Linked DNA regions of Homo sapiens: region 1 is linked to region 2. The links are chromatin loops, found by intact Hi-C in ENCODE. Cell type or tissue: B cell. All regions are shown on one strand. Links, peaks and the distances in the headings refer to the core of each region. The heading gives the core; the rest is flanking DNA.

Region 1 (16,497 bases), core at 3,852-11,851, 380 kb before region 2:
AAACTTGAACCATGAAGAAATCCAAATCCTGAACAGACCAGTAATAAGTAACGAGTAACAAGATCAAAACTGTAATTAAAAGCCTCCCAATAAAGGAAAGCCCAGGACCTACTGCTGATCCACTGCCGAATTCTATCAAACATTTAATGAAGAACTAATATCAGTCCTACTCAAACTGCTCCAAAATACGGAGGAGGAGGAAATAGTTCTAGTTTCATTCTATAAGACCCTGATACCAAAACCAAAGACACATTTAAAAAAAAAAAAAAAAACACTACAGGCCAATATTCATGAATATTCATACAAAAACCCCTACCATATATTAGCAAACCAAATTCAACATCAGAAAGATCATTCATTATGACCAAGTGGGATTTATCCCTGAGATGCAAGGGATGGTTCATTTGATTTGTATTTGTTGAACCATCCCTTGCACCTCAGGGATAAATCCCACTTGGTCATAATGAATGATCTTTCTAATCAATCGTTGTAATACATCATATCAAGAGAATGAAGGATGAAAACCACATGATCATTTCAATTGATGCTGAAAAAGCATTTGATAATGTTCAACATCCTTTCAAGATAAAAACCCTCAAAAAACTGAGTATAGAAGGAATATACCTCAATGTAATAAAAGCCATATATGTGAGGTCCACAGCTAGTATCACATTGAATGGTGAAAAACTGAAAGCCTTTCTTCTTAGTTCTGGAGCAAGACAAGGATGCTCACTTTCAACACTGCTATTCAACATGAAAGTCCTAGCTGGGGCAATCAGACAAGACAAAGAAAGAAAGGGCATATAAACTGGAAAGGAAAAAGTCAAACTACCTTTGTTTGCAATGATATAATTTTATATTTGGAAAAACTTAAAGACTCCACCAAAAAACTATTATAACTGACAAGCAAATTCAGTAAAGTTGCAGGATACAAAATCAACATACAAAAAATCAGTAGCATTTCTATATGCCAACAGTGAACAATCAGAAAAATAAATTTAAAAAAGTAAGCCCATTTACAATAGCCCCAAATAAAATTAAATAACTAGGAATTAACTTAACCAAAAAAGTGAAAGATCACTGCAATGAAAACTATAAAATACTGATGAATGAGGAAGACACCAAAAAAATGAAGAAATATTCCATGTTCATGGATTGGAAGAGTCAATATTGTTAAAATGTCCATACTACTCAAAGCAACCTACAGATTCAATGCAATCCCTATCGAAATAGCAATGACAATCTTCACACACACACACACACACACACACACACACACACACAAAACACACACCTAAAGTGTATACAGAATCCCAAAGACCCAGAATACCAAAGCTATCCTGAGCAAAAAGAACAAAACTGGAGGAATCATATTACCTGACTTTAAATTCTATTACAGAGCTATAGTAACTAAAACAGCATGGTACTGGCATAAAAACAGACACACGGACCAATGGAACAGAATAGAGAACCCACAAACAAATCTACACACCTATGGTAAACTCATTCTTGACAAAGGTGCCAAGAACATGCATTGAGGAAAAGACGGCTTCTTCAATAAACAGTGCCAGGGAAACTGGATATCCATATGTAGAAGAATGAATCTAGACCCCTATCTCTTGCCACATACAAAAATCAAATCAAAATGAATTGAAGACCTAAGATCAAAGACCTCATACTATGAAACGACTTCAAGAAAACATTGGAGAAATTCTCCAGGACATTGGTCTGGATAAAGCTTCTTAAGTAATACCTTAGAAGTACAGGCAACCAAAGCAAAAAATGACAAATGGGATTACATCAAGCTAAAAAGCTTCTGCACAGTAAAGGGAACAGTCAACACAATTAGGAGACAAGGCACAGAATGGGAGAAAATATTTGCAAACTACCATATGACAAGTGATTAATAACCAAAATATATAAGGAGCTCAAACAACTCTACAGAAAAAAGCCTAATAACCATATTAAAAAGTGGGCCAAAGATTGGTATAAACATTTCTTAAAATAGACATACAAATGACAGACAAATGAAAAGGTGCTCAACATCACTGATCATCGGAGAAATGCAAATCAAAACTGAGATTATCATTTCACTCTGATTAAAAGGGCTTTTATCTAAAAGTCAGGCAACAACAAATGCTGGTGAAGATGTGGAGAAAAGGGAACCCTTGTACACTGTTGGTGGGAATGTAAATTAGTACAACCACTACAGAGAATAGTTTGGAGGTTCCTCAAAAAACTAAAAATAGAGCTACTATATGATCTAGCAATCCCACTATTTGGCACATACTCAAAAGAAAGGAGATCCATATATCAAAGAGATATCTGCACTCCCATGTTTGTTGCAGCACTGTTTACAACAGCCAAGATTTGGAAACAACCTAAGTGTCCATCAACAGATGAATGGATAAAGAAAATGTGGTACATATATACAATGGAGTACTATTCAGCCATAAGAAGAGTAAGATTCTGTCATTTGCAACAGCATGGATAGAACTGGAGGTCATTATGCTAAGTGAAATAAACTAGGCACAGAAAGACAAACATCACATGTTCTGACTTATTTGTAGGATCTAAAAATCAAAACAATTGAACTCGTGGAAACAGAGAATTGAAGGATGGTTACTAGAGGCTGGGAAGGGTAGTGAGGCAGTGGGAGGCAGGTAAGGATGGTTACTAGGTACAAAAAAAAAAAAAAAATGAGTAAGACCCAGTATTTGAAAGCACAACAGGTGAACTATAGTCAATAATAATTTCGTTGTACATTTTAAAATAACTGGCTGGGCAAGGTGGCACATGCCTGTAATCCCAACACTTTGGGAGGCTGAGGCGAGTGGATCACTTGAGGTTAGGAGTTTGAGAACAGCCTGGTCAACATGGTGAAATCCCATCTCTACTAAAAATGCAAAAAATGAGCCGGGTGTGGTGGCAAGCACCTGTTGTCCCAGCTACTCGGGAGGCTGAGGCAGGAGACGGAATTTCTTGAACCCGGGTAGTGGAGGTTGCAGGGAGTTGAGATCGCGCCACTGCACTCCAGCCTGGTAACAGAGTGAAACTCTGTCTCAAAAGTAAATAATTAAATTAAATTAAGTAACTAAAAGAATATAATTGGACTGTTTGTAACACAAAGTATATAAATGCTTGACAGAAGAGATACCGAATTTGCCATGATGTGATTATTATGCATTGCATGCCTATACCAAAATATGTACTCCATCTATACAGCTACTACGTACCCACGAAAATTAAAAATAATTTTTAAAAGTGTTCCAAGGAACATTTCTTTTGAGCTCAAAGTTTCAAATTTTGAAAGCTTTCAGATTTTGGATTTTCAGATTAGGGAGGGATACTCAACCTGTAGAGTAATTTCCCTCTAATTACCTCAATTTTTATCAAATGTATACTTTCAAAATGTATACTTTGGTGAAATATAAAAGGAAAAATATATAATTGGGTTTAAAATGTATATTGTAAAGTTGAAAAGTTACCTACTGGGTACAACATTCACAATTTGGGTGATGGCTACACTAAAAGCCTAGACTTCACCACAATGCAATATATGCATGTCAGAAAACTGCACTTGCACCCTCTAAATATATTTTTTAAAATTAAAAGCATCTCGTTTATATTTTTAATATTAAATTATATATCCTCAAAACATTGAAAAATACAAAGAATAAAGCCTATGGGAACTAAAGTACCTGATAGTTCCTTTAACATTTCCTTATAGGATTTTCCTATCCTTATTATCATTTTAACCTATTTAATTTGGTTATTCTAGTACTTCCATATTCTTTAAACATTATTGATAAAAAGTAACAGAATAATTTAAGACTCTGATTAATATATAGTATTATATGATTATTTACCAATTCTCATTACTCATTGTATTAGTCCGTTCTCACATTGCTATAAAGAACTACCTGAGACTGGGTAATTTATAAAGAAAAGAGGTTTAATTGGCTCACGATTCCACCAACTGTACAGGAAGCATGGTTAGGGACACCTCAGGAAACTTATAATTGTCGCAGAAGGCAAGGGGGAAGCCAGCACGTTATATGTTGCTGGAGCAGGAAGAAGAGAGTGAAGTGGGAGGTGCTACAGATTTTTAAACACCCAGATCTCGTGAGAACTCTATCCCAAGACAGTACTACGAGGATGGTGCTAAACCATTAGACACTACCCCGATGATCCAATCACTTCCCACCAGGCCACACCGCCGACACTCGGGATCACAATTCAACATGAGATTTGGGTAGAGACAGACAGCCAAACCACATCATTCATATTATTTTCATAATCCAAAAGAATGTTGCTTTTTACAACAAAATGCCATGGCAATATTTTGCTAAGCCCAGCTTATATGCAGGTATGTTTCCCTGTCCCCTCAACCACCTCCAATCTAGGCCTATTTGTCCTCAATGCTTGTTATTCTGTGTTGGATGGATTAGGTTCCCTGAATGCACTAACTGCAGTACTCGATACTGTTTCCCAAGGAACCTTTTGCTCTAGTCAGTATTAACAACATGGCCCTTATTTACAGTCTACTGTCAAACACAAGGCCTTCTGAATTATCCTAAACTGGTCTGCTGGTCTCAATTTCTACAAATCCATCTTCTACACTGTTTCTAAAGTGATCTCACTCTAATACCCAAGTCAATATATGTCATTCCTCTAATTAACATCCTTTAAGATTCTACAGGACTAATAAATGTATTTTTCAAAGCATTCTGGTATGAGTTCCTAGGAATCTGGAAAGGTGCCACTAGGGCCACTACAGAAGATAAGGCAGCTAGCCATGCAGGAATCTGCTGCTACTTTAACCAGAGCAATTCTACTTGTTCCCAACCTCTATATGTATATGAACATATAAAATTGTTTTAAAAAGTTGTTTTGCTATTTTTTTTTTATGAAAGGTACAATTATTGGTTGGTATTGGGAAAAGACTCTAATTAATGTAATTCTACATATAAAGCACTTCATGACCTGATCCCTACCAACTTGTTAACTTTATCTCATGCTTCTGAATTGTTCATAGTTCTTAAAACACTACAATTTTATGCTACTTTAGGCTTTGTCCAACATACACATTTTATTCCATGTAGTGCCCTCATCTAGAATGCCCACCTTCTCATCTTATTTCATTAACAACTGTTAATGCCCTTCAGGTCTCGGTTTAATTACAATACGTCTGAGAAACCTTCCCTGACTTGTAAATGTCCCTTGCTTATAACTCAATTATAACGCATAGGTATATTAACATTATTCATCTGCACATTTGTTTTATCACTAGATCTGCCAAACTTGGCTGAACAGATTTCTAGGCCAGACTAATAACAACTACAGTAGACTATCTGGTATGTAATGACTAAGTCCCAATTCTTTTTCCTCCTACCTTTGTTTCAAGAACAAACATTTATTATTAAATTAATAAAATAATTTCTCCAAGAAGATAATAATTGACCAATAAGCTTTTAGGAAGAGACAGCTCTTAATTCACACAAAGTTATTTCCTTAAATGGAATTGATATACTTATTAGAAGAGCTGAACTGAATTTCTAAATAGCTTAATTTAAAATATTTTATAAAATAAAAAAGTTTCTGGTAACAACTTGCGGTAACATAAGACCAGAACAAAACACTATTTTTAAATTTTTAATTGTCCGAAGACAACGTAGAAGAAAGGTGCCATCGTTTGGTTACCAAGCTTTTAGCTTGTTTTTGGACTGCATTTTCAATAATTATCAGGAAATTTAACTACAATATTTAGATTATGATAAGCTTGACATAGACCTTATATAAAACATTATAACTTTTAAGGTCTTTAAACAACAATCTTTTGAACTTCACGAACTTCACTTCAGACTTTTTTTTTAATGTACAAAAAGGCTATCCTTTTCAGAAACACAAAACTTTTATTACTTACTACTGCCCTCTAGTGAATTTCCAGAAAAAAAAATCAGAAAACTAAAGAGATTGTATAGTTTAAAATGCTTCTATTAATAGGTTGGCCCTAATTGTCTCCAAATTTATTTTGACTTCCAAGAATAAATCACCAACTGTATTTGAAAACTAAAATGTTTTAAAATAATATATACAAACTACATTCCTAATAACTTCTTTTACCGCTCAGTTTAGAAGGGCACGTTTTCTTTACATATCTCTCTCCTTTATCTGGAATGCTGGTTTCCAACTCTGCAGGCCTTAGATTATTGTAAAGGGTCAACACTAAATACTACCTGTAGACTTAATAAATGTCTTCCACATATTTGTGAAATCTATTATTCAAAGATGTACATGTTATTATGATTAATGAAACAACACAGGTACTCAAGACTTTCCTTTTAAGTATTCACTGAGTCTAAGACGTATATATTTTCTTACATTTAATATCAGTGAAATTTGGATGCATCTAAAAATTGAAGGCATCATATAATTGAAGGCTAGGCAGAAGCCATGACATAGTTGTCGCTACATGCACATTCACAAATTTGGTCACAGCAAGTTACATTACAGTCACTTCAGTTGAATTACATGCATTCTTGGTACAATTATTGAGTTTAATTGCCACTTATGTCTTAAAAGATAATATGATTTGACATTAAAGCAAAAAGTTAATGTGTAAGTCAGGAGAAAGAGAATGAAGATGCATCGGTAGTAAAGAAAATATTCATTAGAATAATGGGCATAATTCTGTATTTTCTTAAAAAGCAACAGTCAAGTGCTTCATAAGCTTAAGAAAGGAAGATATCCAAAAGAGAAGCATTTTTCTGCTTAGGTATATGCAAAAGGATTCCCTTCTATATGGCAAGACAAGAAACAACAGCAAAACATCTTAAATTTACAGGATAGGTGTGTTGGCAGCTTCGAAGAAAATCCCAGAGATAAGAATAGAACACACAAGAAAAGCTGCACATCAATTCTCTTGATAGCATAAAAGACAATACACTTTTTTAGCTTCTGTGTATGAGCGAAAACATGTGAAACTTGTCTTTCTGAGTCCAGCTTATTTCACCTAACACAGTGACTACAACTAATGACTAAAAGAGTAGAGGCCGTTAAGGGTAGGGAGTAGGGAGGGGAGATGAAGAGAGGCTTGATTAATGGGTACAAAAGTACAGTTAAATAGACAAAATACAACCTAGTGTTCAATAGATCAGTAGGGTGACTACAGTCAACAATAATCTATTGTATATTTCCAAATAGCTAGAAGAGAATAATTCAGATATTCCTGGCATAAAGATAAATGTTTAAGGTGATGGATATTCCAATTACCCTGATTTGATCATTACACATTATATGAACACCTCAGACTATCACATGTACCTGGAAAATGTGTATACCTATTATGTATCAATAAAAATAAAAGACAATACAGTTGGTTCCCATGTCACAATGGTTCAACTTAGGATTTTCATACTTTGTGATGGTATGAGACCATTCTTTTTTACTTTCAGTACAGTAGTCAATAAATTACATAAGAAAATATTTGATATTTTATTGTAAAATAGGCTTGGTGTTAGATAATTTTGTGCAACTGTAAGCTAATGTAAGTGTTCTGAGCAAGTTTAAGATAAGCTAAACTAAGCTATTATGTTCAGATAGGCTAAACTAAGCTATGATATTCAGTAGTTTAGGTGTATTAAATGCATTTTCAAACTGAAAATATTTTCAACTTACGATGGATTTAACAGAATGTAACTCCACTGTAAGTCAAAAACCATCTGTGTCGTATAGTAAAACATGAACATCAATAACCAATTCAAAAAGTGATATAGAATTCTCACACTCCAAATATAAAGTTTTAGGAACGCCTTTCATTTCATATTTTCCTTGTTATGAATGCAGACAAATCCAACAAATCTCACTCACTAAATATAAAACAAAGATTATAAATGATTAAGAAAAACTTGTCAGATTTTTCCTTATAGTGACACATAAAGTAACGGTGCACCTTACAATCGGTAGCATATATTCAGTGAAATATGCTATCACATAGGCTGAGAAATTTGACTTTTAAAGGGAATTTCTTTCTCTAAATATTATTGAGAACCACTGCTGTGATTCATAAGGTGTTGTAACATGAACTGAATGTTTGTTTTCCCCTAAAATTCGTATGTTGAAATCTAATCCCCAGTGTGATATTTGTAGGTGGAGTTTTCAAGAGATAACTGAGTCATGAGGGTGAATCCCTTATAAATAAGATTAATGCCCTTATAAGAAGGGTCACAATAGAGCTTGCTTCCTCTCTCTCCCTGCTCTTTATCATATGAGCATAGAATGAGAAGACAGCCAACTGCAAATCAAGGAAGAGGGCCCTCACCAGACACCAGACACCTTGATGTTGTACTTCCCAGTCTCTAGAACCATGAGAAATAAATGTTTGTTGTTTGAGCCACCCAGTCTATGGTACATCTGTTATACTGACCTGAACTAAGACATGGAGGCAAACCAACATTTGATGGGTACAAGAAGAAAATATTAAATGTTTTATTTCTATATTTGAATCTTTATCACTTTAATGTTCTTTAACCTATTAGTTTATATTTTACATTAAATGTACAAAGATTAGCATAATAATATGTAAATATGTATTTATAATCATAAATATCCTGGTGGACATATTTAAAGTTTTATGGATAGAGGTATATAGTAAACAATTTAGCAGTCACTGCTTCTATAGGCAGTTCACTGGTCCATACGATACATTTTGCTGAAGACATCATTATTCAACATTTCCCCACTTGGTGGCACCAAAAAATTAGAATATCTACATATATATCCGTGCCTGTTAAGTTTTACTTTTTTAAATTTAGTAAGTATCAATTCCCTTTCAATGTAAGCTTAAAATAATAGGCAAACTAATATGCTGTTTGACCTCCTTCTCCTAAAGCTCACTGTCCAATTATTTGGCATTGATTAATACAGGGTACAGTAGTCAGAATCAGTAAAATTTAAATAATCAACTAGTTTCAAAAATAAACAATAATACATAACTAAGAAATTCACACTTGACTGACACATAAGATAAAAAAATTTCTCTAGCCTCAATACAAAAAAAAAATTCAGTTACAAATTCCATAACAAACATGATTTTTACATTTCATATTATATTTAGGGTCAAAGTACTCAAGTATTAATTTCCCACTCTGGGTACTTTAATTAAGATTAAACCTATTCTAGTCCTCATGCATATTTTCTATACCCTCTTTCAAGGTGCCACAAGGAAAGTCCAGTTCTCAACCTTTTCCAAGGTAAGTTAGGAGAAAACTTTGTATCCCAACTACAAGCAAATATGATAATTATACTATTTAACTACCTATCTACAATAAAACCACATATCTATAAATTGTTGGTTTTCACTGAATTTTTACTAAAATTTCGGTAAGTATTATTGGCTCATTTTTACAGATGGGGAAGCTTGGGATCAGGTAATAGATTTTAAACAAACTCAACATTCATGACCAGAGCTCAGCTATACACACCATGATGCCCCTCTTGAACAGGGTATCATCTACCTTCCTCTTCCCCTCCCTCTATACACCACAGGTATTAAAACTGGCCAAATCATGGCTTGGCAGCAAAACCTGAGCTTTGAGTACTTGTAGTGCTATTCGAATGATATTATCTCTCTATCCACACTCCCCCAACCCCAACTAACCACCATTCAATTATGAATGCCTTTTTGACTTACCTTTGAATAAGAAACATTCTCACTGATCATGATACAACTGCTTTTTGCATTTGGTTTATTTTCACTGAGAGAGGAAAGAGGTGGGAACTATAGTTTGAACCATATGAAACTGTGAATATTCAACTGTTTAAGCTAATAGTGACTATTAAGTGGCCAGTAGATTCCAAGACTTGGTGGATTATTTAATTAAATCCTCACTACTTTATTACTTAAATATCATACCACTATAAAGATGAAGAAATTTAGATGGGAAAGTAGGTCAGGAGGCCCATGGACTTGAGATCCACATTTCAGCCTCTCCACACCAATTATTATAATTTTATTGTTTATGCTGCTTAAAGAAAACCAATAACTGCTAGGAAGTTGGATCTTAGTGGGCTGTTACATCGGAATCTCTCCCTTGGCCTTAGGCCTTAAGTGGCCCCTCTCTACCTATTTAGCAACTCTTCTATGTGTTCCTGGTTCCCACCCTCAATCCCATTATAAGGTCCTCTGGTTGTTTTATCAATATCCTTCAGCCCAGCCCTCTATACAGTAAATCATCACATAACGTCATCAATGGATTCTTGGAAACTGGGACTTTAAGTGAAAGGATGTATAACAAAACCAATTTTTTTTTTTTTTTGAGACGGAGTCTTGCTCTTGTCTCCCAGGCTGGAGTGAAATGGCGCAATCTCGGCTCACTGCAACCTCTGCCTGCCGAATTCAAGCGATTCTCCTGCCTCAGTCTCCCGAGTACCTGCGATTACAGGAGCCCACCACTAAGCCCGGCTAATTTTTGTATTTTCAGTAGAGATGGGGTTTTACCATGTTAGCCAGGCTGGTCTCAAACTCCTGACCTCAGGTGACCCGCCCACCTCGGTCTCCGAAAGGGCTGGGATTACAGGCGTGAGCCATTGTGCCTGGCAACAAAACCAATTTTACTACAGACTAATTGACGTAAACAAAAGCTAACTTCCTATTGCATATTTCTGGTCACAAGAACATCACCAAACTTCTAAATAAAGATTCAAAGCACTTCTAATATTAAATACTGAAATAAATGTAAGCTCTACATACATTTAGGAAAGATTAATAAAAACAAAATACTCAACTTTTGGTGAATTAGTGAGTGACGATGGTTGTGGTCATAGTGGGTTAAATTAAGGAATAAATGTTTGCAAAGTGAAAATTATAAAGAGCTCCTCCTACCACCACACAGTTCAAAAACAAAAACAAAGAAACAACAGTGTTGGGCTAGCTGAACGCTTTTGTATTGCAATTATTGTTATGCACTTGTATGTAGTATACTTCATGAATTTTTATTTTACAATAATTTGCATTCATTTGCTCATTCATTTTCCAAGCCACTTATTCTTAGTTCAGGGTCACGGGTGGCTGGAGCCTATCCCACTAGCTCAGGTTGCAAGGCAGGAACCAACACTGGACAGGATGCCATTCCAACTGCAGGGTGCACTCACACATACCTACACTAACTCCTACTGGCACAATTTCAGACATACCAATTCACCTAATACGCACATCTTGGGAATGTGGGAGGAAACCAGAGTACCCAGAGAAAACCCACGCAGACATGGAAACAACATGCAAACTCCACACAGTGGCCCTAGCCAGAAACTGTTCTTTTTTCACATCAACATTATAGGAAAACAACATAAAAAAAAAAAAAAAGATGTTATTTGAGGACCTGCTGTATTCTAGAAAAGTGAAGTTCTTTTAAGGATAGCTTAACCAATTCAGTATGAATACTATGTCAGTTTAATTGATTTAAATAATTTTCAAAGTTTCCATTTAAATATAAAATATTAGTTTAAAATGTTTCTTTCCAATAATATCATTCCTACAAAGAAGCTCTCTTTCAAATAGTTTTAGTAACATCTTATTTTCTCCACTCCCACTCGCTACCCTCATAGCTTATTTAATTCGGAGCCACCAGAGTGATACTGTTAAAATGTTTGTCAGAGCCCATGCCTTTTCCATTTAAAAACTTCCAGGGGCTTCAAAACTCAATCAGTATAAACTTCAAAACCCTAACTGTGGACTATAAAGCTCACATGACATGGCCTCTTGCTACCTCTCAATGAAACTTTTACTACTCCCCCTTGTCAACTGAATTCCAGCCACAATGGCTTTGCCTCCTTGCTAGTATCTGAATATAGCATGTATGTGCCCACCTCAGGATCCTCACACTTACTCTTCTGTCATGGCTTACTTTCACTTCATTCAGGTCTCTGTTCAGATGTTAGAAACTATTCCTGATCTTTACAGTAGTCTCAGCCTCTACTACTGTCTATCTACTTATGCTGCCTTATTTTTCCTCATAGTATCTACCAATTGACCACTGGGAGACACATCTCCACGCATCTTTCATTTCTGCATATTTTGCAAGCCAGGAGCTAATTGACCCCCCCTCCGCCGACCCACCACTTTTTTTTTCTGTACTATCTTTTCAAAGATCTTTGTATAGCAAATAGTCTTGGTAGATGCAGAAAATATCTTTCCCTGGAGCAAAGGACAGGCATGCTTACCATCCATTATAAAAGATTCAGCTTCCCTAAGCTCAGGGTTCCTCTTCTACAATACACTCTATTATGTGCAGGTCTCATCTAGTTCTCTCCCCATTGCCCTAAGGGAACTGGGACTCCGGGAACCAACACACAAAAAAGTTGATCCTATGGCTACTGCTATTGCTGTGAGTAGAAGTCTTACATCTTCAGTTGTCATCCACAAAACTGGCAGGTTACAAGTAGGGTAAATATCCTAGGTCCTTCATAGTTCTTGACATTGACATTACATACTGAATTTCTCTCTATTTTTTTCTCCTGACTTATGTTTCATTGATTGCTATATCCTCATTTCTCTAAAGGTTTCAAAGCACTTTTACAAATAGTATCATTTGACCTTCAAAAATCCCTGTGGAACATTTTCTATTTCCATTTAATAGGGAAGACACTGATCCAGAAAGGTTAAAGGACAAACCCAAGATTAGCATAGCAGATCAGTCACAGAATAATAGCAGTTAAAATCCAGGTCTAATTCCTAATTTGTTATTAACTTGTGACTACTTCTTAAAAGACAACTACTATGCTGTACATTCTGTGAGATAGAAGGATAATCACCCAATGATATTAGATGACAAGTTCCTTATGTGGTATCACATAAAAACACAAAAATTTCAATGAATAATAAAACTGAGTACCCAAGTAAGCACCTGTAAGATATTGAAATGTATGTCTTTTGGGGTTCTTTTATTATACATTATGGCACGTGAATGATCATGTGACAAAACTAAATTCTGCTCTTACGATAATAGCCATTTCCTTTATGTCTAAAGGAAGACATCTTAAGAAAATACCCAAAAATGTTTCCTTTGTAACCAGAATTTTCATCTTTGCAAGAATTAAGAGTGCTTCAACATAAACTTCATTAATCTGAAAGGTTCCAGATAATATTAATGCTGCTTATACAACTCTCAAGATAGGTAATAAAGAAGCATTTATTACTAGCTTTTTATCTACAATGTGAGCAAAAGACTCAAAGAGAAGTCTGTATACAACTTGGTCAGTCATTTATAATTCACACCTTACCACTTCCAGGAAGACTGAGGGGAAAAAAGTCTGGGAGTATAAGAACAGATTTCATATAAAAGAGAAGTATCAAGTTATATAAAATATCTGATTTTAAAAGCCCTATATCCCCAAGTAGAGTAAATCTGCAAAACCAGTAATAGATATGGTCTATGGTTCAGAGTTCTAATATGCTTATAAATCTATTAATATGCTTATATTATATATTATATGCTTATATTATAAATCTATTAATATGCTTATAAATCTATAGGCATATAGATTTATAAGCATATCAGGTATTATAAATCTATTATATAGATTTATAAGCATAGATTATTATAACAGTATATAACCACCTTCAAGGTTCATAAGTTATAAAATTTCTGATTATGAAATTGCACAAATACAGCTAAAATGATGATGGCTAAGTAGTTAAAATTTTACCCTTAAGTAAAGAAAACTGAAGAAAAATTGAAAAAGAATCAAAATATTATAAAGGAAAACAGAATAAAGTTTAATAAATTACTAAGGTAAAAAAATTGTTTTATAAGGCAATTTTAACTCAATTATCCCCATTTCACTTACTGTGTAAGTTATAGCTGCCAACATTCCAATCAAGGTCAGAGAACTGATAGAAAATGACAATGCAGCTAAACCATCTGTGAAGAAAGAAAAACTGTTAAAAATGTACATATATACTACTCAAATCCTTATATTTAGCAAATCAACATAGAAAGCTGAGCTGCTTACACATTTTGAAGAAATAAAAACCAATATGTATTACCGTATTCTTGAAGTGCTAACTCCAAGTGGAGAAAAGAGTTTCTAAAGGACTCTTTAAAAATTGATTTGTAAAAAATCTTTCTGACTAGCTGAGATTTTCTTTCCTTCACGTCTTAAAATTAAGAGGAAAATTACTGGCTAATTATTGGGCCCAAAAAGAGATCAGCAAAATATCAGATGCTCAAAAGGTGATTAAAAAGATCACATGGCCTTTCTCAATGGCAGACCCTGAGAAATAACATTTCATAGGAAAGCCACTGACCTTGACTCTTTCTCCCTTCTCCCCTCAGTCTTGAGACTTCCAGTTTCTTTGTTCTTAATTTTCAAATTGGTTCTTAATAGATAATCAAAAACTAAAATCTTAATTAAAGATTTATTTCACTTTTTAACTTGAAAGGACAAGCTTGCCTACTTGGCAGAAAAATAAAAGCAAACACAACGAGAAAATAGGTTTAAAAATACACACACACACACACACACACACACACACAAAATACTATGCTAACGCATTGGATTTAGGAAATTATCTAAAGGAAGGTCAAAGAGTGAGGGGCAGGAATGACACTTTCACATAAATATATCAAATTATGTAATAAAATACTATGCAAATTTGAATATTCTTAGGAGCAACACTTTTTCCAGTTTTAATACAGGTCCTATTAGGCCTGTATTGAGCGAGTTTAAATGCAAGTCCTGTGGAATCAAATACAAAGTTTTGATTAATTTAATGTATTGACATTAATCTTTTATGAGTACTAATAAAATTATAATGATCTATCATCTTAAAACTCATGTCTCAGTTTTGTATAACACATAAAGAAGGCATATTATTAACAAATTCACAATCACGCAAGGCAAATTTTTAAGCCTTAATTTTTTAAAACTACTTTTTATCAAATCAAAGACATTTTGATGCTGTTACTTTACTGATCATACCAGAAGTATCATGAGAAGGTGTTTATACAACTAGGAGGGGTCTGACATCTGGCTGATAATTTTAAGGTACTATCACTTGTAAAATGTATCTCCAAAACAGCGATGTAAAAATCTGAAAAATTATGTGTCTTAGAAATGGTAAAATAGACATGCTGACATATTTGGCCAATCGAAATGTTAATATTACTAATAGTCAAAATCATCTGAACCAAATAACTCAAAATTGATCATTATTAATTATTCCCATTTGGGTAAAAGATGAATAAATGTGTGCTGAAGATACCTGAAGATGCATTCTCTTTATATATTAGGGGGTCTATGATCTGGCTGCATATATCTTTATGATATAATAAATAAATCCTATTGTAAACAAGTTGTAGTATAGTCATAAAATGCATTACTCTGCTGCAATAAAAAGGAACTACTAATACAAATGAATTTCACAACATTATTTCATGAAAGATGCCAGGTATACACAAAAAAGAATCATTAATAAATGGAATCAGAATTCTACTTACAATATTCAAAAAAAGTAAAACTAATATAACTAATATATAGTGGCAGAAATTATAACAATGGTGCCTCTCATGGGAGATGATATTAACTGAATGGAATACTGCGAAAAAATTGCTGGAGTGATGGATGTGTTCTACACCTTGACTGCAATCAGTTACAATGACTATATACATGTATCATAAGATCTACACATTTTACTACATATAAAGCATTTTTTTTAAAAAAGGTTATATAGGCCGGGTGCAGTGGCTCATGCCTGTAATCCCAGCACTTTGGGAGGCCAAGGTGGGCGGATCACAAGGTCAGGAGTTCGAGACCAGCCTGGCCAATATGTTGAAACTCCATCTCTACTAAAAATACAAAAATTAGCTAAGCGTGGTGGCGGGTGCCTGTAGTCCCAGCTACTCAGGAGGCTGAGGCAAGAGAATCGCTTGAACCCGGAAGGCAGGGGTTGCAGTGAGCCACGATCATGCCACTGCACTCTAGCCGGGGTGACAGAGCAAGACTCCGTCTCAATCAATCAATCAATCAATCAATAAAAAGGTCATATACCCTTGATGCCTGAAAAATGCAATGCAAGGAGGTGGGATGAGAGACGAAAGGACTAAAAATTAAGAATAGTTGGGTAACTGTTTTGGACTTAGACAGCTCATCTAGAGTGATAAGTAACATGTATTCTAGAATATGGTGTTTAACACTGGGAGACAAAAAAAATAAAGACTAAAGAGAATGGAATTACAAAAAACAGAATAATGCTACCTATCTAATCACCAATTCAAGTTATACTAATACTCAAAGTATAACTTATGAAATAATGTTTAGGGTAGAAGAGTAGTTACTCAAGATATCTAAAGGAGTTAACTCCAAGAAAAGAAGCCATTAATTTATCAGCAATAGAATCAAGGTACATAAATCTGACAATTCAGTATTAGTAGATGCGAGGCCTGCTACCCTTATTCTTGCTGGTATCAGCAAGATATTAATGAATCACAATTTACA
Region 2 (16,497 bases), core at 5,194-13,193:
GGCATGGACTATTGTGTTGATAGAAATTGCAGCCCCTAAGAAAGGTGCCATGGCTCACACCTGTAATCCCAACACTTTGGGAGGAGGCCAGAGCCGGAGAATCACTTCAGTCCAGGAGTTCGAGACCAGCCTGGGCAACATAGTGAGACCCTGTCTCTAAAAAAAAAAAAAAAAAAAAAAAAAAATTGAGAAAAAAAGAGATTGTGCCCTGCCTGGACCCATAGCTCTGTTATGCTCTAAAGCTTCCACCCACATTTCTCATCCATCCACCCCTCTCCTCTATCCTCCACAAGTCACTGATACTTGAGACTTAAGTCTCAAGAGTTTTTCCTAAGGTGAATCTTGTTTCTAGTACAGATTGAGCATCCCTAATCTGAAAATTCGAAATCTGAAATGCTCCAAAATCCAAAACTTTTTGAGCAACAACATGGCACCACAAGTGGAAAATTCTACACCTGACCTCACATGACAGGTTGCAGCCAAAACACAGTCACAATTTTGTTTTATGCACAAAATTATTTAAAATAGTGCATAAAATTACTTTCAGACTATGTGGATAAGGTATATATGAAACATAAATGAATTTTATGTTTAGACTTGGGGCCCATCCCCAAGATATATCATTATGTATATGCAAATATTCCAAAACAAAAAAAAAATTACAAAACACTTCTGGTTCCAAGCACTTTGGGACAGATGATAATCAACCTGTATGTATTTGGTGGTAAGCCTAACAAAAAGGTAACTGCACTGCTTTGTATAGCACATCTTTAAAAATTGTTCAAATCTGATTTAAGGTGCTAATAGAAATTCAAGCCTAGAAACTACATTTAATGTGAAAATATGTGCTGGCCAAAGTTGTGTGCACACAATATGTTCCAATTACTTAGCAACCCCCAAAAATATTTTACCTGCATGTCCACTCGGCAAAATCAGCCTTCTCTCTGCCCTCTTCCAGCATGCACACTGACACTCTGACACTCTGACAATGGCAAGGCTGGCTGAAATCAGCAGTGAAGTGCAGGAATCTGGATGCTTGCCCTCACCATATCCTGAATCTTGGATGCTTTTTACTCCTCATCTTAACACATGCCAATGTTATGTTACAATATCTGACATTTGGTTTGTTTCAACATTAACTCTGCGATAAAAGTTAATCAACAGTCAGCTTCATTTTCCCCGCTTCCTGCCCAAATCAATATACATGACTCCTTTGAAGAAAGGGGAATGTAAACTAAAGTTGATCCTATGGTTTTAACTTACCTCAACCTAATGTATGCTTAAGGAAAGAACCAATCACTTACCTAGATACCATTGATTTAGTTTCTTTGTGTTGTTGTGAATTAATAAATTACAGTGTTTCCACTTTCTAAGTAAACTTTTTATCATTGATTAGTCCTCAGAGGCGAATTTACTTATATTTACTAAAAGACCAAATATACTGATTTTCAGAAAATGTAAACTGCAAGACTAGAACATGGTGTACATGTGTATAACTTGTTTTAAGTATAGAGAATATTAAATTATATGTTCATTTCAATCTTACAATCCTCCAAAAGAACTGCATGGTTTAGATCTATAAAATGAAAGATAAGAGAAAACACTACTATTAATAATTATATTTGTGTTTTTAATTTTTTTTTTTTTTTTTTTTGAGACAGAGTCTCTGTCTCCCAGGCTGGAGTGCAATTCTCCCGTGTTCAAGCAATTCTGCCTCCAGAGTGGCTGGGATTACAGGCACATACCACCATGCCTGGCTAATTTTTTTTGTATTTTTAGTAGAAATGAGGTTTCTCCATGTTGGCCTGACCTCAGGTGATCCGCCTGCCTCGGCCTCCCAAAGTGCTGGGATTACAGTTGTGAGCCACCATGCCTAGCCTATGTTTTTAATTTTTAAAAAATTTTAAATCTGTTCTGTAGATGTTAACTAGGGCTATTTATAGAAAAGGCTGCTGTTTTCATATAAAGTCTTTGATGGTATCACCTAATTTCCCTTCAGGAACAATGGACACATTTCTCATCCAATCCCAGCATTGTATTTGCTTGTTTATCTCTGAAAACTTACTCTACTGTTTCAACTGGCATTTAGACCTCCTACCCCACTTCAAGACTAGATGAAAATCAGAGGAATCAGGCAACTTTGCCTGACATTTTCAGAGCAAGAAAATTGGTGAATAAAATGGGCCTTTCTGTGCCTACACTTATAATTCTCCCCCAAAAAAGCATTGAAAAGATCAACCTAATATCTTTACTTTATAAGTATCAATAAGGCTTAATATGTACAGACAGTTTACCAATGTGATAATCAAATAGAATTGTTAGTAACAATGAAATAGAGTGACCATATTTAGAAAACATATGCTCATAAATGCTTCTCATTCAAAATGTATGCTTTCAATACCTAAGCTCACTTCCCTCTTTTAAAAATTTAAAAAATAAAAAATGTTTAAGAAAATAATTTTATAATAAATAATGAAATGCTTTTTAAATGTTATTAGATTCACGGGTACTTAGAGAGGTTAGCACAACATCTTGCGATTGGAATTTAGCTAGTTGTGAACTTGGGAGAGTTAATATTTGGTTGTAATCATGAAGATTAACATGCAAGAATTATACATTTTACTTCACTTATAAAAACAGCTTAACCATCTAAAGGGAAGAAAAGAGCTAATGTGCTTCATTCAGTATATGTAATTACAATAGGGCTTAGGGCAGTGCTTTCCAAATTTTAGTGAGCATAAAAATTATCTGAAGTAGTTTTAAAAATGCAGATTCGTGGCTCCGACCCCCGGGATTCTAAACCGTGAATTCTAGGATGAAGTCCAGGAATATGCATGTTTAACACCCAAACTCACCCTCAAATAACTCATACAAAATTAGAATTCAGACCCCTCTTGGACAACACCAACATAAGATGACAGATGTACTTGTTATTGCATCCGAAACCACAGAATCATCAGATAAAATACCCATCTTAGACCATCTTTCATATACTTTATATTACTTTGCTAAAGAACCAAGGTAGATAGCATTTAAAGGGCTGCTGATAAAAGTTAAGGTTTATTCATTTCAGGTACTATACTTCTCATTATGGTCCTTAAAAATTGGCCCACAGCTTTTAAAATTGATATTTAAAAGTCATGTGGAATTGGAATTGTTTCTTAACTTTCTGTTCATTTTTACTGTCTTCAATATTCCCATTTAATATTGTTTGATATTAAAATATAATGGAGTCACAGTATTTATCATCTATTCTTCTTTGGTTTCAAGGGAAGACGAGGGAAAACAGGACCTCCCGGAAAACCAGGACCCCCAGGACCACCTGTGAGTAAACAATACAATGACTGTCCCTTTAAAGAGTCTGTCTTTATGTCTGTGTGTTTACCTAAGGATTATTTTACTCCCCTGTAGATAATGATTTCCTTTATTCTACTGTTTAGAATGACTGGTTTCAGCATTTGGATGAGTAGTTCATACTCTCTATATTCCTAACTCCATCATCACCACAAACCAAGAGATGAGGGAGGCTGGTAATTGTCCATACACCTCACCCACTTCTTTATTACACAAATGGCAATAACAGTAGTGTCTGCTTGAACATCCCAAGCCAAGTGTCCAGATAGATGAATCCTGTTCTGAACCTACCTGAACACCATCTTCTAGATTTCTTAACATCCAGGCTGTTAGAAAATCAGACATCTGGGGAAGCATATCCACTTTTCTTGATATGAAACTATTTTGTTAGTATAATTTCATGATTTGGTAAAAAGTGCTATAAAGATCATCTAACCAGTTAGCTTATCTGGATCCTTTACCCCAAGCTTCTAGAAAAAAAAAATATTCAATTTCTTGTAGTTCTGGTAACTCTGCAGCCTATGAGAGTCTGGTTTGTGTCCAAGCTGCTCCACTGACACTGCACTCTCTGTGGTCACCAACAATCTCTGCATTGCAGATTCCCTGAGCACTTTTCAGGCTTCTTCTTACTTTACTGCTACACAGAAATGTATACTATTGACTGCTCTCTCCTTGAAACTCCCTATTCTGTTGGTTTAGCAACATTGGGTTTTTTTCTCCTATGCCTGGGGCCATCTTTTTGTCTCCATTAACAGCTTTTCTTCTACCCCCTACATGTTGGATGGATTAATGAATGCCAGTTTTTTATTTCAACCCAGACATTGTTGCTGAGTCCCAGGCTGGTACATTCCTTTATTTTTTAGTATCTCCACTTGGAAGTCTCCTAGCTACCACAAAAGTATAATGTCCAAAACTAATCTCTAAAAATAATCCTAGATTTTTTTGTTCTTCATCCTCTTCATCTAAACAGTCTCTAAATCATATCAGTTCTACATCCCAGTAGCCCACAAATCCTCTCCGTCTTCACTGTCAACGGCCTTAGTTTAGACCTCTGTCAATTTGAACCTATATTTTTGAAGTCATCTGAGAGCTGGTCTCATTGCCTCTACCTTCTCCAAGTGGAGCAAAACCTCTAAATCATGACAGCATCTAGGTGGGCTTGGATGGCTTAAAATTCTCTAAAAGCTTAAAACTATTTGATTTTAAATTCCTCAATCGCTTCTTTTTTCTTCAAGAAAGATGGATTCCACATCCTCTACATGCCATTCTGGGCCCTTCATGGTTTGCCTTTTACCTGCCTTGGCCTATCCTCCTCTATGCCCTTCCTTCTTTTGTAATCAGTAATCTTCGCTTACTATTTCAAAAATGCCATCACTTGCAAATGTTCTCCAGTAGGCCTATATATGCTTCTCTCTATCTTCATGACTCAGCTCAAACATTTCTCCTATAGAAGCTTTGCCAGTGCTCTCAGCATTTGAGGTTTCCTCCCATGGTCCTGTATCTTACACCTCGGACAGACACGGCATGTTACTTTGGACTCTTATTTTCCTCATCTGTCTGACCACTGCACTGTGACTTTTTTGAACCTCTATTTTCTCACCATTGCTTAGAACAGTCTCTAGCCTATAGCATGTGATTATTGTTTATTTAATGACTGAGTAACAAATGAATATATTTTGTAGACGAAAAAATTAAAACCAGGTAAGTGACCTAAAGACCAAAAACACCCTGCACCACCACTAGAGGGCCTCAACCCAGTACCCTAGGAATCTCTTAGGATGTGCTCACCTGCCAAAAATGAACATGATTGCTGTCCTGTCATTGATTTCATTTCACTTTAGCCATTCTAGTGGATTGTCCTATTAACAATGCATTGGTGCCAATTGATATTTGTTATATAAAAGCACATTGGGGGAATGAGGGGGTGAGGAAGCATGAGCTGGGTGTCTGCATTAGTCCATTCTCATACTGCTATGAAGAACTACCTGAGACTGGGTAACTTATAAAGAAAAGAGGCTTAATTGACTCACAGTTCCACAGGTTGTTCAGGAGGCATGACTGGGAAGGTCTCAGGAAACTTACAGTCATGGCAGAAGGGAGAAGGGGAAGCAAGCACATCTTCACATGGCAGCAGGAAAGAGCGAGTGTGAAGCGGGAAGTGCACTTTTAAGCAACCTAATCTCGTGAGAACTCACTCACAAGACAGCACTAGGGGGATAGTGCTAAACCATTAGAAACCACCCTCTTGACCCAATCACCTCCCACCAGGTTCCTCCCCCAGCACTGAAGACTACAATTTAACATGAGATTTGGTTGGGGACGCAGAGCCAAACCATATCAGTATGCTAGAATCTAGTCTTTTAAAGGCATCAGTTTTGTTGATTTTTATTTCAAAGTTTTAGGCAAAACAGAGAACACATTGTAAGATCTTTAAAATAATTGTTTCATGCTTTAAAGAAGAAAAGCTGGTGAATGCTAACAGGCAAGATTAGACCTTCGTGTAGTTTTCTAAACCTATGATGCTGCTTTTAAGACAGGCTAATTGTTGTCTCAAAGGAGGAATTTGAATGTTGAAGGCCTTTATGACAAGCTTGCCAAATGTGTAGGAGAGAAGAGGATTACACCGAATTCTGGAATGAGTTCTCAACTATAGATCAAATGAGTTTACTGAAGAATTCAGAAGATTAAAAAACATGTGACTGTATGATAGGATTTATAATATTCAATTCCGCAGACTTTAGTTTGTTGCCAGAGTGTTTGGGGGAGAGAGGTGCTTATTTTTATTTCAAATATAGATTTAGAACTTAAACTCAGCTATGGGTCTGACACACAGTGTTCATTAAATCCTGGGAACATAATATTTGAAAAAAATGGTTTATTAACTTTTTAAATATAATAAAATACCCAATTTGTTAGAAAAATTAGGAAAAAATCTATGCAGAAGACAAAGTGTTTACTTTGGTGGCATGATCTCGGCTCACTGCACCCTCTGCCTCCCAGATTCAAGCAATTCTCCAGCCTCAGCCTCCCGAGTAGCTGGGACTACAGCTGCGCACCACCACGCCCAGCCAATTTTTGTATTTTTAGTAGAGACAGGGTTTTACCATGTTGGCCAGGATGGTCTCGATCTCTTGACCTCGTGATCCACTCGCCTCAGCCTCCCAAAGTGCTGGGATTACAGGTGTGAGCCACCGTGCCTGGCCAGTATTCACTATTTTTAAAGTATCAGCAGAGCACTTGTTATCTCTTAGGATTTCCCAGGGAGCTATTTGTATTTTATTACAATTTACAAATAGCTTAAGAGATGTTCCCCCTTAATTGTGGACATTTTTAGATCAAAACATTATTGTTTTTCATTTATATTTCTTTTCCAACATTGAACCCTTTATGACATGCATCTTACTTTATAGCAAGAAGGAAGTCAAGAAGAGAACAAGAGACGGGTTGGTAGGATCTACAGTTTTTCTAATTGTTACTGGAGTTAGTATATACCTCGCCCCAGTGGCCAGTATGTGAGAATCCTGAAGCATGTGTTAGAATATCTTATGAAAATGTGAAATGTATTTTTTAAAAAATTTTAATTTTGTCTCTTGTCAAACAGTAATTAAATACTATGTAATATCCCTCAAATAAGTGAATATTTTATATCATTTAAACATTATGTTTGAGCAATTAGTCTTTAGGAAAGTTGGAGGGAGACTTTATTCTAGTCAGCATGATTGTCTGCAAAGAACAAAGGAATAGGAATTACCAGGAGGCATGATTTTTTTATTTTTTTAATAACAGCATACTTTATAAGAAAATGTTCTTCCCTTTGGGGGTTTAAGATGTTTCTGAAATCAAACATAGTGTTGTTATTCGGGGGAGTGTCAGTGAAGACTTTAAAAATCTTGAATTGAAGGGACTCTAAGTCCCCAATGGCCTGAAGCAATTCAAATAAAGTGTTTTAACCAGTCCTTCTACTTGATTATTTGTTCTGAAGCCAAATTAGTATATTCTCAGTTTCTTACAAAATGTTTGTACCAAAAGGACAACTTGTTTACCAAAATAATTTCTGACAAATAGCTAAGTGTGTGCGTGTGTGTGTGTGTGTGTGTGTGTGTGTGTGTAAGAGGACAACGTTTTGTCCCCTGAGACATTATATCTCCTAGGGAAAAAAGATTTCTAATAATGGAAAATTTACTAACACTAGTTTTATTAAACTAACATTATTAAATTATCTTTGTGAATCAGTGTTTCATGGAAAGTCATGTATATCACTCCAATTTAGCTTAACTATTATTCAATAGCAACTTTTTGTGTCTTTAGGACTTATTTGAAATTTATACACATGCAATATGCATATAATGAAACTATTCTTAATCAGAGTGCTTGTCATTGAACAGTGACTAACCTGGTTAACAGAGCTAGCTACAATGTATTTTTGTAAAGTATTTGTCCAATTCCTTGTTAAAAACCAGAGCTGATCTTACCTATACAAAGGAAAAAGCTCCCAAAGTGTCCCATGTAACTTCTGCTATCTTGTCCTAAGCGAATATTCTTCATTGGAGGGAAACTATTACATAGAGATCTCTTGGATTTATTTCAATACATAAAGATTACGACTGAGAACAGTTTTTCAGTATGAGAGGGCTAAGCATCTCCCTCGGGAAGGAAATAGCACTAACTCCTGAGGAAACAGGTTCAGAGGAAAGAGGGATGAAGCAGACCAGGAGAATGTATTACCATCACGAGCTCTGCATTAAGTACTGTATTTCCAGTGTCTTAGGGAATCCTTACAACTATCTTGAAAAGTAGAAATTATCTTCATTTTATAATGGGGTAAATGATACTTGGAAATGTCAAGTAACTTACCCAAGATGACACAAGCAGTGAAGACAGAACTGAAACACAGGAACTGATCCCTAAACCTTTATTCTGCCAGACTTCAGGTGTGAAAGACAAGCTTCTAGTTTACAGTTCAACTAAGATTATTCTTCCTCAAACATCATACCTAGAACAATGTTTGAGTTTTCCGTTGCAATCAATGGCACTATCCTGACTCCAGACAGCGAGATGGTATAGGATAGCATAGGATGGCGGTGAGGAACTTAGTCCTTCTCCTCACTAGCTTGTCCTGGAACAATTTTCTTAATGTTTCCTTGTCTCCATTTTCTTTTCTGTAAATTTGAAATAATAGCACCTACCCCACCTACTTTTTCCCACAGTGGCTACAAGAGCCCAATGTCATTGATATGAAAGAACTTTCTTCTAAATGTAAAGCTCTATCTAAATGTATCTTAGTTCCACTGTTATTATTCTGAACACCCATTCACACTGTAGAGAGAAGAGATTGTCTTCAATCAGTAATTAAACCAACACTTCTTTTCTCTCTTTACAGTTCTCCAAAAATCTAGTTAACAGAAATTTGAATGTCTATCAATGAATTGCTGAAATAAAAGATCACTTTGCATATGTCACACTTATTCTAGATACGTCATGAAGAGATCCAAAAGTTATTCCCAATTAGGTAACAATAACAACCAGGTCTAAAGAGTCAGTGATGTTTTTTCTCCCGAGATTTACAGCCTCTTCCTTGCTTGTGGGGCTTGTTCCTTTACCATCTGAGCTGTTGCATTTTATTAGTTGTGATGTTCTCTAAGTCTCAACTGTCCTTCCTCACACTCCAATAAAAGCTTGTCTTTTTTAAAAACCTTCCAGTTATCTGAGTAGCATAAGCAGTGGAAAGTAATAGACTTATGTTATGATAATGAGACTTGGAAAGTCTCAAGACTTGGAATGCCTTTGTTTATTTCAAAGTATTCTGGTTTTCAGTTCCTTTAGAAAAGAGAGGAAAGCAGCTGGAAATGAGGCGGAGCAGGAGAGAAAGTAGGAGAATTTAACTAATGAGCCATTAAAGGAAGTAGGTATTAGCCCATCCATTTGACATTAACTTTACTTCTCATTCATCATTACTGGAAAAAGCGTTTATTAAAAACCACACTAATTTAAAATTGTGTTATTATTTCTTCTGCTACAGGCAAGACTTTTTATTTTCTTTCTTTTTTTCTTCTGGTATTGTTTTTATGCATTGTTTCATTATTGCAGTATGAGAATTGAGCAGTGGGCTCCATTTGTCACATTTGTGTGCATAGCAATTTCAGTTGAAAACAGAAATTCAAAAAATTTTGTAACATGGGGCAACAGCTCCATCTACTGTTTCCATAGGAAAAGCTCTAGTCAAAGAATGACAATAGCTCTTTGAAGGATGTCAGAGGAATGGAAATTTTTCGATGTTTGAAGCTTATAAATCCATATGATTTTTAAAAAATTATTTTCAGGATTTTGTTACATTTATGCTTACCTTGAAATTTAAATATAAGTGCTATTTCATCAGCAGTCATTTTCAATGTCAACTTGATGCTCTTTTGAGGTAAAAATCCATACCTACTTCATGGATCTCTAAAATGCCCTTCTATTGTACAATACCAATAAAACTCTGCAGCATTAATTTTTGGGAGCTTACTCCAACAAAACATATGCTTCTTTTCTAAAACAAGTCTGATTTGAAACATGTACATTCATGTTTCTATTTTAATTTTAACTTCAGTGTAGAACTTCTTCTACCTTTAAAGCATGAATCATTGCACAGTCCTGAAAGTTACAATTATACATCAGTTTGCACAATTAAAAGAGTAAATTTAGGGTGTAAAATTTAATTTATTTACTAAACAAATACTTATGGCCTATCTACTATGTGTTAATCACTATTACAAACATTGAATATACAGTGGTTAAAAACACAAAGCAACAACAAACTACAGATAAGGTCTCTACCTTTCTTTATAACTTACTGTCTGTGGTGAGGCAGTACACCAATGGTTAATAAGCAGTTAAATAAATAGACAAAACAATTTCGGTTTAGAGTGAGGTGCTATGGGGGGAATAAACTGGGTAATGTGATAATGATTTGGAAGGAGGAGATGTTCTTCTCATTACCATCTAATTGAGGTGGTCCAGGGAGGTGTCTCTGAGCAGAAGACATTCCTTGAGAAGGAGCTGGCCATGTAAGGGCCAGAGCAAGAACTTTCCAAACAGAAATATCAGGACTTGCAAAGAGCTTCAGGTGGGGAAAAGCTTGATGTATTCAATAAACATAAAGGAGCTAAGAAAAGAATAGTGCCAGAAAAGATTTGGGAGCTGAATGGCTTCATCATATAGGGCCTTATAAGAATGGAAAAGAAGGGTTGGGGGGCAAGTGGAGAGATACACGTAGCCATGAAATAACCAGTTACATCTCCGTTTTGTAAGTGTGTGTGTGTGTGTGTGTGTGTGTGTGTGTGTGTGTGTGTATCTGCAGCGGTTTGATTTTTTTATGTGATGAAATTACTGTTCCTACTGATTCAAATAAATTATTCTGAAGGTAATATTGTTTTTAGCCCATTATCTTTAGTCTTTGAGTGGACGGGGAATAGGCTTGTTTGCTGAAAGAAAACAAAATTGACAAAGGTTTGATTGTAGCCCATTTAATTTCAGTCTTGTCTGAATCCACTGGATATCACTTTGGTCATTAGAGATGGAGAATTTCATCACATCTAAGTCTTTTCTTTTTCCCCACAGCTAAATCTGATGTTTCCTTTCTGATAGGCTATAGGTTGAGTCAGTTGAACAGTTGGGGCAATGAAAATACATACCCTCAAAACGCCATAGAACTAAGTGCCTTCCGGCACTTGTGCCCCCTTATCCATCGCTGTTCTCAACTTGAGTATCTTCCGTCTCCAACTTTATTTACTATGCACTGAAAACTGAAAGGAAAGTTATTATTTTCAGCATATAGCAGGACCCACCTCTAAAACAATTTAGTGTCCCAAAACACATTTTTGGACTGCTGAATAAAGCAGATGACAAAAACTGTCTCAGTGAAACATTTGATCACTTGTTAAAATACCCTCAGAATACCTTGAATGTGACTACATGCATTTTGAAGCTCATCATGTATCAATGGGAATCCAATTCAAATTCTTAACATCCCTTCTAGAAGCTTGAACTGATCAGGGCTTAGTCATGTTGCTCAGTTTTCCTTTCAGCAAGAGAACCACAATCTCTTCTGTTAAATGACTAAAGTCTGTGCAATGTAATATCTTCAGAGAAAATGAACCTAACAATTTATTTGAGTCAATGGGAATAGGAATTTCATTTCTTAAAAAAAAGTAAGATGACACTTTCTCAGATTTAAAAATATAGACACATAAGACCTATAAAATGGAGACATGGCTAGTTAATCATGTTTATTGCCACTTGTCCCTCATGGGGGTAATGGTCCCAGACAAAACAGCTGTTCCCAACATTGCTAAAATTCCAGTGTCACCTTGTGTGACCACAGAATACATAGACATGCATGTGAGGCAGCTGGGGATATCAGGTTGAGATTTTGAAAACTGGCTCTCAGGTTTTATTTTCTAATTATTTCTCTTTTTCTCTCCCTACGGACAGCAGCAGTAGGACATTATTAGTCACTTTCTGACTTCCTGTGTTTTTTACTAATAGTGGTAACATTATGGTGGAAAAAATATTATATTTGTACAGCCACTGACTGCTTGTTTCATCTTGTATTATGTTCTTGAAACCAACTATTAAGACATCTGGACTGACATGTGTTATTTACAGCAACGATGAGACAGACTATTTGAAATCCTTGATCTGTGGTCACCAAACTTGTAATTAGTTGTGATGGTGCCTGGATTCAACATCATTTCTTTGTGTTGGGTAAACATTAAGATTTGAGAAGTCAAAGGCCAGTCAGATTTATTAGAACCTTAATTTTCAGAACGGGATATTTGTTTCCTAAATAATCTTATAGTTTGCATTTGATGATATAGTTTCCAAGAGGATCTCCATACTGTATGTAATTTTACTGCTGTATATCTTTGTGAGGTAGGCAAGAAAAGATTATTTTCATTTAATAAGAATATTCTAGGTCCTGATGAATAAGGAGCTCAGCTCAATTTTTGCAGTCAGTTTTCTCTGCACATCAGTAACTATAGCTTAGTATGATCAAAGTAAAGACTGAAGGAAATTATATAACTAGAGAAGCAACAAGTTTTCAGCATTGTCTAGGGGACCTAAAACATGGAAGAAAAGTTGGCAGAAAATAAGATTTGAAGGGTCTTCAGCTATGTCTGTAATGAATTCATTAAAAAGTAGAAAGACCCAAAGCAAATATCGCAAAATTGTTAATATTTGACAACATAGGATTTTGGACTCATTGCAATTTATATTATTTTCTGTACTTTTCAGCATGCTTAGAATAGTTCAAATTCATTTTAAGAAGCAGGAAAAACATTCTATGGGATTAGTAACAGTTAATATCACTGATTACTTCTTCACTGGCTGATATCATCAGTATCTTCTCCTTTGACTGAAATCCTTTGTGGAATGGGGCCACGTGTTTTAAAACTAAAATTATTAACTATTTTTTAGAACTTTCCTGAGCACACTGTCTATAACCATGGTGTTCAGCTGAGCCAAGAATTGTCATTTGTAGATTTATCATTAGCACAACCTATAGATAAGGGAGAGACCTTAACATCACACATTTGAGTTGAAAGTGAGGACCACAATCACCCAATTATTCCAGAGCTGCCCAGAATGTCCCCAGCTATTCAAATTGTGCACATGCTCTTGGCCTCTATGTAACTTGGCAGTGTATAAGCTAGTGCCACCAGCCTGGTTATCTTAAGTCCCAGCAGTGTGCCTTGAAACTTGCATTTTCTTAACTCAGGAAGAGTTGTCATTCTACCAACACTTTTAAAGAGAATGAATGTTATCACCTAATTACAGTAAATGGAAACTCAAAGCATTCATAGGTGTGGGCTGCCTGTGGGGTCCATGTAAGCCATCTTTCCTCCAGATTTTGGTGGCATATTGAAAAATTCCTGAGGTCAAACAAGGGGATGGAGGCACAGTTGTTCCTAAGGTATGGTTTTTGTTGGTGGTGATCTTTTGAGGACACCACTGGATACAAATAATTTGTTTCACACATTCCCCTCCTTGCTAGTTTTCATGCCCCTGTGGCTTTTATCACCTTGTACTGGGTCATTGATGTTGCATCTGTGGGTGGCAAGGCACTCTAAAGATTCCTGCTGCTCCTTATATTGCAGGACACTGACAAATAATATTTTTCCTTTTTCAGGACATACTGGGGAGAGATGAGTATGAAACATTTTATGGATGGATAAGCAGAATAGCAGCATTAGGGGAGGAATCTTTTTTTTTCTAACTATCATGCCATGGAGATCAGTCAAAATGTCCCACTCTATCAATAAGGCAGTGGGCTTTACACCAATTAGGTTGATATCTGGGGAAATAAGTACCTTTAAATATATTTTTTTCTGCCTTAGAAAACAAAGTGTTAAAAAATCTACAAGCTTCCTAGCATAATTTAGAAAATCTGCTTTTATGAAATGGGTTAATTATGCCCATTGAATGCATTCACTGTCACAGTCTCATCCTCCCACTTCTGTTCCAAAATGACAAGTGAAACCAGGGACTGTGCAATTTTGGAAGACAATCAGATCACATATTGAGTATTTTGCTTATTCATACAACCATAAACGGCCTATGCTTGAGTTCCCTCAATTACACAGCTCAGTATGCAGGCCAGAAGCAGACAAGCCCAGCTCAAGTGAACACTTTCCTGGAATACACGGGGGAACGAGTTTGAAAAATGTCCAAAGTGGCAGATGTGAAAAATTCTCATTCAACATCCAGAGCTGCCTTTGCTGCAATCCTTCACCTGTTAATCGCACTGCCTCTGAACTTGTGAACCAGGGATGCTAGCGATATCTTAGACTGAGACACTTAGGAGCTATAGATCTTTCAAGGTATGGTGCCAGTATATGCCAAGGTGGGGGAAAAGCTAGCGAGACAAGACAAGATCATGGATCACAGCACTGCTCAGAATTTTCAGACATTCACCAAGAATAAGCATGTCGCTGCCAGCTTCCAACTAAACTGTTATTATCTTTTGTAGGGGAAATTCCCAAAAGATGTCCTTGATAAATGCTTAAACCATTGTACTGTATCACTTAAATTCTTCAGACTCCTGCAATGCTAATACACAATCTCTCCTCCACAACAGAATACAATGGCACTATTGTAGTCTTAAGTGAAGGATATTTCATTTTCCCTGAGTGAGACAACTTTCCCACAACTGTTATCCACTGCAATTTCATGCTCCTTGGAGTTTCTGTGCACCAAAATCATCCCCAAGCAATATACTCTCTTGATTAGCTAGTATTTTATTCCACCTCCTTTGACTATATTTATTTTTTCTTTTCTTCCACCATCTTATAAGCGCGAAGGCTCCTTGCCCTTCATTTGGCATTATTGAAACCTCAAAAGTTATTTAAGATGCTGGTTGAGATTGTTAACTTCCTTCCTTTTCCATCTCAGCCTAACTCTGATCTTTCTTTCTCCTGCTCTCTTTCTAGTAGAAGCCCTCCATGATTTTGAACTTCCTTGTGTCTCTGTGTTGTTCCTCTCTCTTATCCTTACCCCTCTCCCATTCTGGTCACTTTCCTCTTGACTCTTCTTGTCATCCAAGTCTTTCTTTTTTTTTTTTTTTTTTTTTTTTTGGAGATGGAGTCTTGCTCTGTCACTCAGGCTGGAGTGTAGTGGCGTGATCTCAGCTAACTGCAACCTCTGCCTTCTGGGTTCAAGCAATTCTCCTGCCTCAGCTTCCCAAGTAGCTGGGACTACAGGTGCACGCTAACATGCCCTGCTAATTTTTTGTATTTTAGTAGAGACAGAGTTTCACCATGTTGCCCAAGCTGGTCTCGAACTCCTGAGCTCAAGCAATCTGCCCGTCTTGGCCTCCCAAAGTGCTAGCATTGTGGGTGTTAGCCACTGTGCCCAGCCCTTTCAAAAGGCATGTCTACACCAAGTCTCAGACCATTCTTTTCTTGGCCCTTAGTGATTGTATACCTCATTAATCCTGTGATCTTTCACCACACGATGCCCTGCTCGATTGTTTAAAAACCAGCTTTAAGATGATTGGTATTTTATTTTCCCATCATCCTTCTCACTGTGAGGTGGTTTAGGGGAAAGAGTTAAAAGATCAAGGCAGTGGGGTCAGACAGACCTGAGTTGAAACCTAGCTCTTGTCTACTATTTATATGACCTTGAGTCAGATATTTAGTCTTTTGTTATGTGTAAAATAAGGAAACACCACCTCACTGGGCTGCTGTAAGAGCTAAATGCAATAATGCATGTACCTCACACAGTTGTCACTTTCAAAGGGTAACTATTGTTATTTATTAATATTTTTGTTATCATTATCCTCATTTAATCATTATTTGCCATCTTCTCATTATTTTTGTCTTTCTTTCCCAGGATTTAGGAACTGACATTTCCAAAGCAAAAGGGTTGATATTTTTTCTCTTTTATTATCACCTGCATGTAAATTTTTCTTCTATCTGCTTGGCTCCCCTCCTTCCTATTTTCCTCTGTTAAAGTCTTTATAGAGAAACTTCATCCATCTAAGAATGTTGGCCTAAATATATGCATATACATATTCATCATCTGGAAAAACTCATTAGATTCTATTTTCAATGTGAACAAACACACTTGAAAACATCTCTTTTAAATTGAGAGCATTTAAGTTTCATAACTGTATTCTTTTGTATTGACCAATGAATGAAACAGGTCCATCAGATTAGCACTGAAACATGAATTTTCCCTGAGCTTATTTCCATTTGAGTCCCCACCACTTACAATCCAAGTTAACCTGAAGACTTGGCTCACAAGTCATTTCTCAAAGCCTCTTTCCAGAAAGTGAAAGCCCTCAGCCTAACGGTGGTGGAGGCAGAGATGCAGTCTGCAGAGTCCTCAGCCTCCCTTTCCTACTTGGTACTGTCTTCTCCTGTCCTTAGCCCCCAAGGGCCATCCCTTTATTCTTCTCCTTTCCTGTCCTACCCGCCTTGCTCTTGGGAAATATGTAATGAACAATTCACATGAATCTATTAGAATGGAATGATTTTGGACTTGGTTCTACCATTCATGTGGTTTGGGGAAAAATCTCTTGGTTTTCCCATCTGTTAAATGGAAAATATAATACTACCCACTTCAGTTGGTTATTATAAGAATCAAATAAGATAATGCATT

Evidence for each region. Hi-C counts contacts between places; a loop is a spot of excess contacts. Peaks named below come from ENCODE experiments on the same cell type or tissue, not always from the same donor. Only the 100,000 strongest peaks of a DNase experiment are listed, where the experiment ranks them.
Region 1: a loop joins it to region 2, with 12 times the contacts of the local background. A loop is called at or near these places in 45 of 110 quality-filtered maps.

What each region holds. Positions count from the first base shown.
Region 1 is chr6:69,724,094-69,740,590 of GRCh38, forward strand. It overlaps LMBRD1 (LMBR1 domain containing 1), which reads right to left. Exons shown (of 16, transcript NM_018368.4): 7 at 13,849-13,922. Among named protein-coding and RNA genes, the nearest start is that of LMBRD1, 65 kb to the right of the region's middle. In B cell, for the core only: CTCF peaks have their summits at 5,936 (motif pointing left), 6,142, 8,713 (motif pointing right) and 8,914; a DNase peak (open chromatin) is centred at 8,748; H3K27ac peaks cover 1,657 bases.
Region 2 is chr6:70,098,899-70,115,395 of GRCh38, forward strand. It overlaps COL19A1 (collagen type XIX alpha 1 chain), which reads left to right. Exons shown (of 51, transcript NM_001858.6): 16 at 3,271-3,324. Among named protein-coding and RNA genes, the nearest start is that of COL9A1, 200 kb to the right of the region's middle. In B cell, for the core only: CTCF peaks have their summits at 9,568 (motif pointing left) and 9,770; a DNase peak (open chromatin) is centred at 9,543.